Regions from separate parts of the Homo sapiens genome. Here region 2 is linked to region 1. Evidence: chromatin loops called from intact Hi-C (ENCODE). Cell type or tissue: heart right ventricle. All regions are shown on one strand.

Region 1 (2,500 bases):
AGGGGTCAAAGGAAGTCTTGGCTCTGCCTGGGTCCCTGAGACTGCAGGCATTTCACTCACCTGCTGTGACCAGCTGTGTCAGTAGAGGAGAATATCACGGGTCGGCATCAGCCCTCCCTGGCACTGACCTGCCCTGGAGGCTCGCCTGTATCCTATCTCCTCCAGCTCTCACTCTTGAATTTATGGGGATTTAAAGGGATTGACAACTTTTCCAAAGTTGTTGGCTCTGGGACGTTTAACTGGTGGCTTTATTAGTTTGAGGATAAGGCATGTAGCTCAAAAAATTTACCTCCTTCCTTCCCTCCATTGTACTAAGTAGAATGGGTTAACACGCACCTCTTTTATTTATTTTTATTTTTTATTTTTTAATTATTATTATACTTTAAGTTTTTGGGTACATGTGCACAACGTGCAGGCTTGTTACATATGTATACATGTGCCATGTTGGTGTGCTGCACCCATCAACTCGTCATTTAGCATTAGGTATATCTCCCAATGCTATCCCTCCCCACTCACCCCACCCCACAACAGTCCCTGGTGTGTGATGTTCCCCTTCCTGTGTCCACGTGTTCTCATTGTTCAGTTCCCACCTATGAGTGAAAACATGCGGAACGAGCACCTCTTTTAAAATGGGAATATCTCTTGAAAGTAAATGTTAAACTTAGAAATAACTTACCCTTTATTATGAATTACTATAACTGAGTAATTTCCTATCTGCCATCAACAACATTAAGGGAAGAGCAATATTGTTGGATGGGTGTGGATGCCAGAAAGAACAACAGGATGATTTTGTAGAGTAAGGAACTTACTGCAGGGTTAGGAGGAGAGTGGGGGGGTCCTGAATGGAGCCAAGAAGTCAAAGGGCTTTAGGCAGAGGGGAAGAATGTTAAAGGGAAGGCAGCAGAAGGAGGAATATAGGTCACAAAGTGAAACGGAATGGTCCCAGTGGAAGTCTTCTTGACTATGGAACTAAGTCAATAGTGGATGGAAACAACTACCTGAACGTAATTGCAAATAATCTCCTGGGATACTTTAGGCATTTATGGCATAAACAGACAATGCTTTTTTGCAGAATAAACTCAAGGTATCTCACTGGAGACCCATACTCCTCCCCAGTTGAGTGGAGCCAAACTTTATGCTTACCCTCCTTCACTTCCCTGAATGAGCTTTCTGCTCCAGTCAGAATGTTCTACCTCCACCCTGTGGGCAGGCCCCCTTCCTGCGCTGGGAGTGCCCTATTCCTTCCTCTTTGCCCAGTTACACCTGCTCATACTTCAAGCCCAGCAAAAGTTCTGTCTCCCATAAAGTCATTCCTAATGCACGGCCACAGTGAACTTCCTTGCAATAATCTTGCTTATTATTGGAACTGGGTGGGTTTTTTTTGTTTTTTGTTTTTTGTTTTTGGCATTTGCTGCCTTATTTGTTTACCATTTATTTTTTGAAAGAGAGTGACTTTTTACATTAAAAATTAATATATGCTCTGCTAATCACAGAAAATTTGGAAAATACAAAAAGCCAGAAAGCAGAAATTAAATCACTCAGGAACCATTAAAATTCTAGTATTCTTCCTTCCTGCTGTTTTTCTCTTTATACATTTCTTCTTCACTTAGTTAATATTATGGACATATATAAATTGTATGTTCTGATTTTTGTAGAAATAACATTCATTTTTAATAAAAAATGGTCATTTGAAAACACAGAAAAGTGGGAAAAAACCCTCAAATCTCCCAGATTTCCAATATCTAGAAATAATTACTTCATACATTTTGATATATTTCTTCGTAGTCTTTTTCTCATATATTTTTACATGGTCAAGGTCATATTGTCAAGATCATGCTGCATGTATTTTAAATTCTAGTTAACCTGGAAGTATTAACAGATCCAGATGCTATGAAGAAAGATCTGGTGAAAGGTAATATTTGTCCCTGGATGGTTTACTAAATTTTCCAAAATTAAAGACTCTATGATCATTTAAATTAAGTTTTGAAGATGCAAAATATCATTATTCAAATTGCTCAGCCATAAAAATGTCCATTATGTTGTTCTGTGTAATTCTGCTTCTATAAAGGGAAAAAAAGACTTTTTGTTAAGTATTTCTTCTGGCATAGTGTTCCAATCAAGTGAAAACTTAGCCATTGTTAGCAAGTCCTGGAAGAACAACAGTAGTTATTGTTTTAAATAGTCATCAAACAAGTCAAGACATTCCATCTGATTTGTTGGGTGGAGACTGGTTCAAGAAACACGTATCCTTATACCAAGAAAGGGAGAAAGGAATATGACTAGTTAATTAAAATGACACAAGGTCAAACTTTGTCCCAAGACCTCAGGATCTATCTGGAAATACATAATTCAAAGAGATTCCTGAAGTTGGGGTGCAAACTGAATAAGAAGAGACCTTATCCTTTTGAACTACAATTTTCCCTTTCTTGCTATACTTTCATTAATCATTGATTTGGTTAGAGTATCTTCAAATAATTTTTTTCCAAAAAATCTACAGTAG
Region 2 (2,500 bases), 300 kb before region 1:
TCTCTCAAAGTTGGTATTACATACAAGTGGGGAAAAGAATGGGTGATCCAATAAATGCTGCTAAGACAACTGGCTTTCTGATTGGAAATAATAAAATTATATCCCCACCTTACACCATTCACAAAAATAAATTCCAGGAAGATTAAAGACATAAATATGAAAGCAAACCTACAAAACTTCGAGAAGAAAATGTCAGAGAACATCTCTGTGACCTCAAGGGAGAGAGGGATTTCTTTAAGAAGTACAATCCATAAAGAAAGAATGACATGTCTGATTACATAAAAACTGAAACTTCTGTATACCAAAAGACACCATAGATAAAGAGCAAACGCAAGCCACAGACTGACAGAAGACATTTTAACCCATAACTGAAAAAGATTAGACATTTTAACCCATCACTGAAAAAGATTAATATCCAGGAAATATAAAGAACTCCCAGGAGTTGATAAAGAAAACCTAAGAGAAAGGTGGTCAAATACATGAACAGGCAACTCACAGAGAAGGATATCAAACTGCCAGTGAAGACAGGAAAAGCTACTCAACCTTACTTGTAATCTAAGAACAAAAACTTTGGCAATATTCTATCATTTTACAGCCATCAGGCACAAATTTAAAAGGCTGACAATGACAAGTGCTAAAAAGAATGTGGAGTATTGGGAACTCTCACTACTCTGCTGGTAATTATAGACTTTGGAGAGCAATTTGGCAATATCTAGTCATGTGGTTCAGCCATTCCAATTGTATTATGTACTACAGCAGCAATTCCCAGTGTAGTCTCCAAACCAGCAGCCTCAGCATCACCTGGGAACTTGTTAGAAATGCAAAGTCTCAGCCTCAAGTCAGGCCTACAGAGCAATCTGTGTTTCAAGGAGCCTTCCAGGTGAGGCTAATACAGGTTAGAGTTTGAGAACCACTGTTCTGGCAGCACAGCTTCTCAAGCAGTAAGGCCCCATGAACTACCAGTCTGTAGACAGCCAGAGTCCCTGGACCAGTCCCTCTTAGCTATGAGAAGCCTCCTCCTTTTTCTGGTGTGCTGTCTGGACATAATTTTCCATATGATAGAGAACATGTGTGAAAGGAACGTGTACATTGTAGAATTGCTTTTAATGGTGAAAATCTGTAATCAACTGTGTCCATTAACAGTATATTAGTTTTTCGAAACCATGGTCTATTCATACAATGAAATGCTAAACAGCAAGGAAAATTAATGAGCCAGGACTACAAGCCACTTCAACAGTGGCTAAAGTCTGAAAATACTGAGTGAAGAAGGAAGAATGTGCACAATATGATACCTCATATACAAGTTTAAAACATGTAGTCCAATGCTAGATGCTGCTTATGGACACATAAATATATAGCAAAAGCATAAAAACATGTATTACATAATGAACTACGCAAATTCAGGATGATGATCTCTGGAAAACGATGGGAGTCACGGGATTAAGGAGTGACACGTGGGCACTTAACTGTATTGAACTATTTTTTTCTATTAGGTCAAGTGGTAGATATTTGTTAAATGCCTAAATTATTTATAATTTTCTTTTTTGAGACAGAGTCTTGGTTTGTCACCCAGGCTGGAGTGCAATGGTGCAAACATGGCTCACTGCAGCCTCAACATCCCTGGCGCAAGTGATCCTCCCACCTCAGGCCCCCAAGTAGCTAGAACTACAGGCTGGTACCACCACACATGGCTAATTTTTGAATGTTTTGAAGAGACAGGGCTTCGCCATGTTGCCCAGGCTGGTCTTGAACTTGTGAGCTCAAGTGATCTGCCTGCCTTGGCCTCCCAAAGCGCTTTGGCATGTATTTTTAAAAGCAGAGCTACTAGGAGAGTAACCTCTGAATTCTTTATAGTGACTATGCTTAAGGCAAATTGACTTGTATGGACAATAACCAGTGGAAAGAGGTCAAACAAGCACCCAGAGATGCCCTTTGTTAATTTCAGGCACTGTTAAGACTAACGCTTGTGCTGCCAGCCAATCCTGCCAGTGGAGGCATATGCTGCAAATGGTTCTGGAAAGAGTATTACAATTCACATTCCATAGTATTTTCAGAATGGCCAACTTATGATTTGATGTCAAATATCTGATTATGAGTTCTGACTTTATCTCTCTCACTTATCTCTCCTTATCTGTGAAAGCCTTTCATATTAAATACATGACTGAGCATCCTTTTAAAATTTTTTCTATTCTGTGCCAGAAAAGGATCTTGGTTGGGTTAACTTTTACTGACATTTATGGGATCATTCTGAGATGAGATATGTGGCAATATGTTATCCCACTGAGCACAGAGCATATAACATTTAATACAATGGTGCATGAAATGCCAGAGCAACTTTTCTTCCTTCCACTTGCAAGGATGCTTTCCAAAACCTCTTTCTGATGTGGAATATGCAATGGAGAGGGGGACTCAGCTCTAAAGCAGATTATTAAACATATCTGCCTTGTGAACCCAACTCCCTCCTGAAAATGACCTCTAAAGAATGTTAGGACACTAAGGG

Evidence for each region. A loop is a pair of places that touch in the nucleus more often than their neighbours do. Peaks named below come from ENCODE experiments on the same cell type or tissue, not always from the same donor. Only the 100,000 strongest peaks of a DNase experiment are listed, where the experiment ranks them.
Region 2: it touches region 1 in a loop (5-fold over the local background); 19 of 110 quality-filtered maps call a loop at or near these places.

The regions. Positions count from the first base shown.
Region 1 is chr7:29,763,134-29,765,633 of GRCh38, reverse strand. No RefSeq gene overlaps it. Among named protein-coding and RNA genes, the nearest start is that of WIPF3, 42 kb to the left of the region's middle. In heart right ventricle, a CTCF peak has its summit at 1,202 (motif pointing left); no DNase peak of the experiment used is centred here; H3K27me3 peaks cover 371 bases.
Region 2 is chr7:30,066,516-30,069,015 of GRCh38, reverse strand. The region is part of intron 12 of PLEKHA8 (pleckstrin homology domain containing A8); the gene reads right to left. Among named protein-coding and RNA genes, the nearest start is that of PLEKHA8, 39 kb to the right of the region's middle. In heart right ventricle, no CTCF peak of the experiment used is centred here; no DNase peak of the experiment used is centred here; H3K27ac peaks cover 631 bases.